Regions from separate parts of the Mus musculus genome. Here regions 1 and 2 are each linked to region 3. The links are chromatin contacts, found by Hi-C or POLR2A ChIA-PET in ENCODE. All regions are on one chromosome and are shown on one strand. The core of a region is the stretch at or near the end of the contact, and the rest is flanking DNA. Distances in the headings are between cores, read along the strand shown. Region 1 holds the start of Plxna3 (plexin A3). Region 2 holds the start of Fam50a (family with sequence similarity 50, member A). Region 3 holds the start of Rpl10 (ribosomal protein L10).

Region 1 (3,418 bases), core at 533-3,032, 58 kb after region 3:
TAAAGGTAGAAAAAGTTATATGATCATTTCTAAACAAACAATACATAGAAGTGTTTCTAGTAATGTCTTAGGGTTTTACTGCTATGAACAGACACCATGATCAAGGCTACTCTTATAAGGACAACATTTAATTGGGGTTGGCTCACAGGTTCAGAGGTTTAGTCTATTGTCATCCAGACAGGAAGCACAGCAGCATTCAGGCAGGCATGGGGCTGAAGGAGCTGAGAGTTCCACATCTGGTTCCAAAGGCAGCTAGCAGAAACTGACTTCCAGGCAGCTAGGTATTAAAGCCCACACCCACAGTGACACACCTATTCCAACCAGGCTACACCTCCTAATAGTGCCACTCCCTGGCCCAAGCACATACAAAGAAGTAAGCAAACAGCCCAAAGAGGAAAACAAAAAAATGTGTCAGTTGATGAAAGAATAAATAAAATGTGGCTTACCCATGCAACAGGATATTATTTGGCCCCAAAAGGAAGTCTTGATCCATGGTACAACTCTGACAAAACCTGAAAATATTAAAAGAATGAGTCGACATAAAAATATATTTATATTGTATAGTTCCATTTATTTGAGATATCCTTAAGAGGCAACCCCACAGTCAGTAAGGACAGAGCGTTTCCCAGAGCTTGGGTATATATATATATGAGGGGAATTGAGACTGATAGCTAACTCCTACAGAGTTTCTTTTAGAAGTGATGAAAATGTTCAAGAATTAGATGGCAGAAATGGTTGCACATCTTTAGGATTATATTAAAACGCCACTGAATTGTCTGTATACATTAAATACAGGACTTATATGAAAACTGAATTATATCTCAATAAAGCGGTTTACAACGGAAAAAAAAAGAGGCTAGAAAGATGGCTCAATGGTTAAGAGCACCTGCTACTGTACTGCAGCTCTATGGTGTCTAATGCTCTCAGATGGTCTTCTTGGGTGCGTGCGCATGCACACACAAAGAATAACTGTAGCAGTGGAAAATACTTGTATTCCAGAACATGGGAAGGTGAAGCTGGAGGATCACTGTAAGTTCAAGGCCAGCCTGGGGTACAGTAGGAGGCACTATCTCAACACAACATGGAAAAAATGCAGCTGTGATGGCATAGACCCATAATGATCCCAGTATTGGGAGGATGAAGCAGAAGGGTAGTCAGTTCGAGACCACTCTGTACTAAAGGGAAAATAAATTCAAGAAAAAAAAGAGAAAGCAATGGAATTAAATCCCAGATTCAGCAGATTCAGAGTCATGGTGACTTGCTGAGGAAAGAACTAGGTGAAAATGGCTATAAGTTGCAGTACTCCAAGCTTCGTGGCGGGTATTAGCCCACCAGTTTATGGATCATTGGAGAAAGAGCCCTGAGTTAGGGGGCAATCTTTGTTTGTGCGGTTTTGTTGGACCGGCCAAAGCAATATCTTGCAACAGTAGCAGGTGGCCACGGGCTCCTGGAGGCGCGCACTCCAGGCCCAAGGGGGTGTGGCGCGGCCGCGCACAGATTCCAGGGTTGCTGAAGGCAGCAGGCGGGGAGCTGGGGGTGTGGAGAGGCCCGCGCCTAGGACTCAGCCATTGAGCAAAGGGGGCTGTTCTCAGGAAGGGATCCCCAGAGACCCATGAGAGGCTTGCTTCTTGCACTAGAGTCCTGGGCCCCAGGGCCTAGCGGCCTCCCCCAACCGCCATGCGCTCTGCTTCTTAGGGCCCCGGCCCGCCCTCTCTGGGAGCCCCCTCCCGGTGTGGTGGTACGGTCCGGGTTTAAAAGGCCCAGGCGGCCGCAGGCCAGCCCAGTGTGTGGGCGGCGGCGGTTGCAGATTTTGCAGCGTGCGAGGCGAGGCTGCGGGGCCAAGCGAGGGGGGCGGCTGTTGGGCACGGGGCGGGGGGGCACGTCCACGTGGCCACGGGTGGCCACCCCGAGTCAGTCGCGGTGGAGGGACAGGTAGGTGGTCGCCATCCTTAAAGCCTGTGCGCCAATAGTCTGCTGGATGGCAGAGGTTTCAGACAGCCTGGGGGTCCAGATGGTTTCTGGGGTCAGGCCCTGTCCCTCCCTACCTCTCCAGACCAGGCTTGCCAAGCACTCCGTACCCTGAGCGGGAAGAGACAGCCAACTCGATCATAGTCCTATTGGTTGATAGAACCCTTTTGTAGAGGAGGAGCAGCATCTCTGAGCATTGCTGTAGCCTCTGTATTGACTAAGGTATCTGCGGGTCTGCTCAGGGTGCCCCCATTGGGGGCAGGACTGGTTGGGTTCATGGCATAGAGGGGAGCATTGTGGAAGAGCGGGCTGTGGACCTGCATATTTATATGGAGCTTTCCTCATCATCGCGCTCTTTGCTGGCAGGACTGTAGCAGAGGGGCTGGGTGCGACTGTGATGCTTGAGGTTGCCACTTAGAGGTGGGGGCTGGGGTGGGGTCTTGGGCTGCCAATTACCACTTTCCAGGTCTCCTTTCCAACCTGTCCCGGCCAGTTCCTAAAATTTGGCTTTTCTGTAGAGTGTAGAAGAGGTGAAGGTAGGGTGCAGTCGCTTTTCTCTTTTGCTTTCCTTTCTTCTCTGGTTGTTGCATGAGGGGTCTGGGATGCAGACCCGACAAAAGAGCCCCAGAGCGCTGATCACTCTGAGCTGAAACTTGGCACTTTCAAGCTGGAATTGCTCCATGTTCTAGCAAATGCTGGCTTTTCTTTCTCTTTGCTGTGGCCCCCACCCCCCACCCCATTCTGAGTCCCTCCTGTGTCTCTTGGGAATTGGGCACTGAGAGGGTAGCACTGAGCTCTGCCCCATTAGTTACAGAGACACTGCTCTGCTGTCTTTGCAGCCTGGGGCTGGCTGGGTGTGGCCCGGGGGGTGAATGCCAGCATTGGCCCTATTTGTTTAGGGGAAGGGGTAGTACTCCATAGCCTTAAGGCTTCAACTGTATTTGAGGATGCTGGTTTCTACATATAATACTTCTGGGACTCTCAAAAGTGGGTTATACCCTTCTGCCAATATCCCTCTCTGACTAACCTTTGGCTCTTCAGGGAGAGCCACACAGGCCTGGCAGAGCATTTGTCTGCCTGTGTCTGAGCAAAGCTTGACTGATGTCTGTCTCAGCGAGAGTCTTGGCTTTGTGTTGCAGTGGAAAGGCCAGACAGCAGACTCCTGGATAAGCAGCCAAGGCCCTCAAAGGGAGAAAGCACCTGAGGCCATGAGTTGGAGATGTAGTGGCACTGAAACCAGTCTCAGGCCTTAATTCTCCAGAGCTTTGCTCTAGGACTCCTGCTAGCAGTGCCACTAACAGAGAAGCACCCCTGACCCCAACTTGTGTTTGTTCTCTCCCTGCATTTCCTAGTGTGTAATGTTAGGGTCCCAGTTCTGGGAGAACCTTCCATTCCATCTTTTCTAGCAGCTGACTCTGATGCCCCCTTGGGTGTGGCCCAGTTGAGACAA
Region 2 (3,505 bases), core at 360-2,859, 42 kb after region 3:
TGTTGGAGAGAAGGGACCCTCCCAGCACAAAATTGCATTCCTCCTCCTCCTCCTCCTCCTTATAATTTATTCTAATTTATTAACTTTGGAGTAATTGTCTGAGCCCTCAGCCTTTCTGTGCAGCCTAGGGCTGTAGAGTGAGCTGCCCTGGCCTCTCCCAGTGCTGGCAAAGCCTGGGATGGGAGAAGATTTAGGTGTGACCCCCTCTGGAGGTTGATCTGTTTTGAATTTCTTTTGTGTTGTGTTCACTGAGAAAAAGTAATGTGAGCAAAGCAGAAGGAGGTAGGAAAGTGGATCCAAACCCCAGTGTACCCTGCCCCATGCCTTTTCCTTTAGTGGTGGGAAACCCTTACCTTGCAAAGTGAATGTGTCCCCTTCCCCAAGCTCTAGTATATTTCACAGAAAACAAAAACCTCCCAATAAAACTATTGAAACTTAAGCCTGGCTCTTTAGGTTCTCTGCTTTAAGGCTGTTTTGCAGGACTGGGGCAATTTAGCTTCTGGACTAGAACTGTATCCGCAAGGATCAAGGCAGGTGAAGTAGGTCATCTGGTGTTGGACGGGTCATCATTTACTAGTGGTTTCCAAATCAGAAGTCAGTGTGGAGGTTTTGGGTTCAAGGCTATACTGACCTCTCCGAAGCAGAATAGCACAGGTGAGATGGTTCAATGCATAAAGATATTTTCTATGTGACCCTGAGTTTGATCTTTGGAGCCCATGTAAAGGTGGAAGGAGAAAACTGATTCCACAATATGACCTCTGCACATGTTCAGTGGCTTGTGCACAACATGTAAACAAACACATTTAAATTTTTATGTGTATGGCTATTTTGCCTAGGTGGGTGTGCACAACTTGCATATCTGCTGCCTGCAGAAGCCAGTATCTCCAGGAATTGGAGTTACAGTCAGTTGTGAGCTATTTGAATGCTGGGGATCGATTCTGGGTACTCACCATTGCCTGAGCCATCTCCTCTGCCTCACACAAATTTTTAAAGGAGAGGTATCAGGAGTCTCAGTCCTGGGGGAGCAAAGGGACCTGGACCTAGCCTTGGATGATAGCTAAAAAAATTCAGCTGGGCAGGGGTGGCACACACCTTTAATGCCAGCACTTGGGAGGCAGAGAACAGGCCAATTTCTGAGTTTGAGGCCAGCCTGGTCTACAGAGTGAGTTCCAGGACAGTCAGCTACACAGAGAAACCCTGTCTCGGAAAAAACAACAACAAAAAAATCCAAGCAACCAAATGTGTCAGTGTGTGACCAAGCAGGAGGAAAAACAGCCTCCGTGGGAAGGGGTACACCTGACTGAGACATGGCTCTCAGTTCCATCATCCAAGTTGGGAGCAGCGCGCTCAGCCTTGGGACTAACAGAAAGAAGTTAGGAGGAATGGAGGGCCAGCTTAAGATAGCATTTAACTTTGAGGGTGTACAGGAAGCTAGAGGACCCAGCTCCATGTCACAAGGAACCAGCAGAAAGAACTGGTGATTTCGCATTGGGTATGGGATGAACTCGTCCGGCCTCCTGTGAGGCGGGGCGAGGTGCGATCACGTGTCAGAGCCGCGGGCGTAGGGCAGGGCCTGCGTCCGCACGTTCCCTGGTGGCTGACGTCACGCATCAGCTGACTAAATTGCCGCCGCCACTGCCGTCGCCGTCGCCTCCACGACTTCTCCAAGCAAAAGTCACTGTTGCCGCTGTCGTCGCTGCCAACGCCGCCGCTGCCGCTGCCGCTGCCGCTGCCGCTGCCGCTGCCTCCGCTGAAACCGCCACTGCCTTCGCTGAAACCGCTGCTGCCACCATGGCCCAGTACAAGGGCGCTGCAAGCGAGGCGGGACGCGCCATGCACCTAATGAAGAAGAGGGAGAAGCAGCGTGAGCAAATGGAGCAGATGAAGCAGAGGATTGCAGAGGTGTGGGCCAGGCCGGGGCACCTCAGAGCTTGCGCTCCGCGCGGACCCCCTGGCGGTCTCCTGCCACTCGTCTCTGGGAGACCTCAACAGTGGGCTATGAGTGCCCGGAGGGCGGGCCCCGCGTTGGTGGCGAGACTTGCTGTGCATCTCTAGTAACAGAAGTCAGCCGAGACAGTCTAATCTATAAAATGGGCTCAGTGTTGGTCCATGTCAGAGATGGGGAGCACACTGATGTTGGGTGAGACTCCTTGGCACTCCTCCTGAGTACAGAGCTCCCAGCCTTCCAATGCTTATTGGGAAGACCCCACTTCCTGTGGAGAGGCACAGGGGTATGCCACTGAGTCTCACTCATTACAGAGTACTAGAGTTTCTCCCAGGGTTTGTTTAGTGAGTGGTCGCTGCATTCAGAAGCGCGATACCAAGCTGACCACAGCTTGATCCTTTGGGCAAGACTCCTGAGAGGAGCAGGGGGCCTTAGCTCTCCAGGTGAGAGCAGGCCCTATCTGGGGAAGTGAGAAGACAAACGCCCAAACCAGTCTTCAGTTGGAAGTTTTTTTGTTTTGTTTTGTTTTTTGTTGTTGTTGTTGTTTTGGTTTTTTGAGACAGGGTTTCTCTGTGTAGCCCTGGCTGTCCTGGAACTCACTCTGTAGACCAGGCTGGCCTCCAACTCAGAAATCCACCTGCCTCTGCCTCCCAAGTGCTGGGATTAAAGGCATGTGCCACCATGCCCGGCCAGATGGAAGTATTGTCCACCCTCAACTATGCTTGTATAGACACCTAGTCCTACAGTTCCGGCCTCATTGCCTCATTGGCAGCTGGAAGTTTGCCTCTACTGGCTACTCATTTGGAGGTCCCTTCAGAGTACCTACAGGGCACTTATTAATATGGGGTCAGGCTGAAGAACAGTGGCCTTCCAGAGAGCTGCTGACAGCATCCTGGGCCAAAAAGGAGAATTCCAGGGTCTGGACATTTTGATCCCTCTTTTTTTTTTCCATTTATCTCTTCCTGAAATCCCGTGGCTTGGGTCTCAGGAGCTTCAGCTTAAAGGCTGAAGGTGAGTGGTGGTGGCTACAGATTACTGAGTGGGTGCTGGGCCCCAGCAGGAGACCTGAAGAGGGGGCCAGAGCAGTTCAGGGATGCCAAGAGAAGGACCTCCTTTGGTTCCTTTAGCCTTCCCAATTTCGTGGACCCTTCCAGACAGAAAAGGAAGGGAGGGTGTCTTTCTTTTCTAAGATCATGTCATAGCATGTTAAGGCACAAATTTCGAACTAGGGTCTAGAACCCACAGCCACTCTGTCACTTCCATAGTGAAGTGGTAGATGGCCTTCACTGATATGTCCCTCCTCTGCAGGAGAACATAATGAAATCTAACATTGACAAGAAATTCTCTGCACACTATGATGCTGTGGAAGCAGAGCTCAAGTCCAGTACTGTGGGTGAGCAGGACACATGTACCACCTTTTTTTTTAGTCCTAGGTGTCACTCTTTTGCTGGCCCTGGCTGACTAGCCTTTCTTCCCATGTCTTCTTGCCTCACAGGTCTTGTGACTCTGAATGACATGAAGGCCAAACAGGAGGCACTGGTGAAGGAGCGAGAGAAACAG
Region 3 (3,513 bases), core at 867-3,366:
GTGTGTGTGTGTGTGTGTGTGTGTGTGTGTGTGTGTGTACTGAGCCTGGCTGTATCTCAAAGAGCTGAAGGACACTCTGCCCTGTACACTGGCTGAAAGCATATCTCATGTAGTACAAACATCCTCATACAGGGAAGGCCTGGGAGACTGTGCTCCTGGGGATCAAGACTTACAAAGCAGGGCCATGCAGTTTCAAACATTTATACACATAAAGTAAATACATGTAAGGGCTGAAGAGATGGGTTAGCTGTAAGAGAACTAGTTCTTGCAGAGGATCTGAGATTGATTCCTAGTACCCACAGGGAGGCTCACAACTGTCAGTAACTCCGGTTCTAGGGGATCTGACACCCTCTTCTGGCTTCTGCCAGCTTCAGAAATGTATGCTGTACACTTGCATGCTTGCATGCAAAACACTCATACGAATATAAATGCATGGCTGGCTGTGGTGGCACAGGTCTTAGATCTGCACACATAGGTATGTGGATCTCTGTTTGCTGAAGGCCATCCTGATCTACATAAGTGAGTTTCAGGTCACCGGGGCTGACACACTCAGATCCTGTCTGAAGAAATAAATGTTTAATTGAAAAGGTGGTCAAAGCCGGGCGTGGTGGCACACACCTTTAATCCCAGCACTTGGGAGGCAGAGGCAGTCGGATTTCTGAGTTCCAGGCCAGCCTGGTCTACAGAGTTCCAGGACAGTCAAGACTACACAGAGAAACCCTTTCTCAACAAACAAACAAACAAAATGAAGAAAAATGTGGTACATTTGCAAAATGGAGAAACCCTGTCTTGAAAAACCAAAAAGAAAGATAAGAAAAGGTGGTCAAAATATATAGACTATTCTCATTTATCTCTCTCCAGCTAAAGAAACAGCCACCTCCACAACTGCACAAATACCAATCAGGTGGAGAGGACTGGCAGGACAGAACTGTTTTCAGAGGATAGATATCAATTTGTGAAGCCTCCAGGAACTGGATAAGTGTCACAGGGAAGCTATTTGGCAGAAGCAATCTAGTAGCTCTGGTTTGTGGCTGGGAATCTTAAATGTGCTGGAACAAGCTGGGCACATGTAACCAGGGAGCGGCACCATGGGATGTTGGGAGGGAAGGCCCTTGGTCCCTATACTTTTGTTCCTATCATGTCTCCCTAAGTGACACAAGAGGCACAAATTCATAGAGTCTGAGTGACTGATGATGCTCAGACACGTGCTCCTAGATCAGAACAGTGTTCCCGTTCTGGTGCCTCCCTAGATTGTAACCTTATATGGGAGAGTAGTTAGTGGTTAGCTGCCAATCCTTCTAGACACACCCAGATGTACATTTTGAATTCTTCATAGTGAAAAGAAGAGGTGTGCTACACCTAGTTTTTCTCTCGGAATCTGGGGCAAAGGAACTCCGACTCTCCTACTAGGGCGTGGCCCACAGCACCGCGACCCTCCTGGGGCTAGTAGGAAGTAATGATATCGCCATCGTCTTTGCCCAGTCTCCAGTCTCCCTAAGAACACGTCTTTTCCTGAGAATTAGAGTGGGGCGGGCCCAACTAGCGAGGAGGACAGTGAGCGCCTAACGGAGATTTTTTTCCTCTAAGGGAGATTTTAATTGGTCTCCTGAAAGCAATCAAGCACCTATCATGGTGCTCTTTGTTGGCTCTTAGACGTCAGCTTTGTGGGTGGGTCTCCAACCTCCCGGGTGACAAAGGAACTTCGGAGTCCCTACCATGGAACGTTCGCGCCATTTCCTGTAGCCTTGAGGAAGGCCTGAACCAGCACTCTAGAGCCCTGTAAGCAAAGGAACACCTCCGTGACGGTCCAGTTCCACTGAGAAAGACTCCCCTTTTCAAGTCTTAGAATATTGGCAATCATACGTAATAGCAAAACCTGTCAATGGCTCTCCGCCCAATATGGCCAGGCGGAAGCTGGTTTCTCTTGCCTATGTGTCGAAATCCCATTCGCCAGCATGCAGTTCCCTATTCCGGTATCCAGTCACCAATAAGCTCTGTGCTTCGTTCGGTCCCGCCTGGTACACATGCGCAGAGCAGCGCTGCATCTATGATCTTAGCGTCTGATAGAGCGTCGACACCACCCCCTGGCTGTAACTCTATGGTTGTTACAGTGGAAGATAGGCCGCCTATATAAGGCGTGAGCAGGCGTGGGAGCGTCTCTTTTCCTCTGGCGCGGTGAGTGAGTTCGGTCACGGTTTTTTACGATGGTCTCGTAATTTTTCTTTGGGATTTTTTTTACACTTATTCTGTGTCTGTATTCTTTGACTGTTTCATTACAGCCACCGACGATCCTATTGTCATCATGGGCCGCCGCCCCGCCCGGTGGTGAGTGCTGAACCCATGCAATCTTCCTACTGTGAAAACTGAGGGAAAAATGCATTTCTTTCGAAAGACTTTTTTTTTATGGGTGGACTCTCTGCCACTTAGAGACCCTGAAGTAAAGACTGACTTCGGGTTTTCTTTAATACTTTACTGGGACCTTTATTTTGAGGCTGTGGGTGGCGTTACCCAATACTAAAGCGCTTGGGTAGAACTAGCATGTCCGTGTGCATCCAATCCTCTGCGTCGCAAATGAGCCTTTTTACAACGCCTACCAGGCCTTCTTGGTCACTTTTGCGTCCGTCTTTTATTTCCGGCCTTGAGCTTTGTGGTTTTTAACAGGACACCAAGGGCTGACCAGTCCGTAGGCGCCGCCTAAACGCGTGTCCTGAAGAGGACGCCATATTCTCTTAACGTGGCTAAGGCGGGTCTTCTGTCACATGCTAGGAAAATTGTGATATCTCACCCAACTCTGGTTAGAGGGTGATGCTAGTGCATGATTCTTTTTCTGTTTTATAATTTGTGTAATTGTTTAACAACAAGTTGCCTTAGAATCAGTTACCCTGAATGGAAACTGGATTCAGAGCTGGTTTAGTCCTGTTGTCACCATTAATCACACCTGAGTTTCCTTCCTTCTATAGTTACCGGTATTGTAAGAACAAGCCATACCCAAAGTCTCGTTTCTGCCGTGGTGTCCCTGGTAAGTAGTGACAAACTTCGAACTGGATCGGTGTTTGTCTATTCCCCACTTCTCGAGAACTTTAAACCACGTGTTTTTCAGATGCTAAGATCCGAATCTTTGATTTGGGACGGAAGAAAGCAAAAGTTGATGAATTCCCACTTTGTGGCCATATGGTGTCAGATGAATATGAGCAACTCTCTTCTGAAGGTGAGACAGCTCCCATTTGTTAATTGGCTCTTTTTTTTTTTTTTTTTGGTTTTTCGAGACGGTTTCTCTGTAGCCTTGGCTGTCCTGGAACTCACTTTGTAGACCAGGCTGGCCTCAAACTCAGAAATCCACCTCCCAAGTGCTGGGATTAAAGGCATGGACCACCATGCCCGGTGTGTTAATTGGCATTTCTTGTGTACTTGTGGATTATATATTATAATTTATTCAATGTCCTGACACCCTGTTTCACTGCTGTTATTTCCCCATTCAGCACTGGAGGCTGCCCGTATTTGTGCCAACAAATA

Evidence for each region. A loop is a pair of places that touch in the nucleus more often than their neighbours do. ChIA-PET counts read pairs that join two places held with the same protein, here RNA polymerase II (POLR2A).
Region 1: POLR2A ChIA-PET joins it to region 3 with 18 read pairs in embryonic stem cell. The contact joins the promoter of Plxna3 here to the promoter of Rpl10 in region 3. POLR2A ChIA-PET finds 5 or more read pairs at or near these places in 4 of 5 experiments (Patski and embryonic stem cell).
Region 2: a map of gastrocnemius shows a loop between it and region 3 (2.3-fold over the local background). The contact joins the promoter of Fam50a here to the promoter of Rpl10 in region 3. A Hi-C loop is called at or near these places in 4 of 37 maps with a recorded cell type or tissue (gastrocnemius, heart and left cerebral cortex). POLR2A ChIA-PET finds 5 or more read pairs at or near these places in 4 of 5 experiments (Patski and embryonic stem cell).

What each region holds. Positions count from the first base shown.
Region 1 is chrX:74,327,284-74,330,701 of GRCm38, forward strand. It overlaps Plxna3 (plexin A3), which reads left to right and starts at 1,783. Exons shown (of 33, transcript NM_008883.2): 1 at 1,783-1,932. It overlaps Gm39520 (a long non-coding RNA gene), which reads right to left and starts at 1,007. Exons shown (of 4, transcript XR_878127.3): 1 at 887-1,007; 2 at 447-512.
Region 2 is chrX:74,311,424-74,314,928 of GRCm38, forward strand. Fam50a (family with sequence similarity 50, member A) reads left to right here and starts at 1,610. Exons shown (of 13, transcript NM_138607.3): 1 at 1,610-1,902; 2 at 3,254-3,338; 3 at 3,441-3,505. The coding sequence starts at 1,792. Gdi1 (guanosine diphosphate (GDP) dissociation inhibitor 1) reads left to right here. Exons shown (of 11, transcript NM_010273.4): 11 at 1-444.
Region 3 is chrX:74,268,700-74,272,212 of GRCm38, forward strand. It overlaps Rpl10 (ribosomal protein L10), which reads left to right and starts at 2,117. Exons shown (of 7, transcript NM_052835.3): 1 at 2,117-2,175; 2 at 2,280-2,325; 3 at 2,961-3,019; 4 at 3,101-3,208; 5 at 3,480-3,513. The coding sequence starts at 2,303.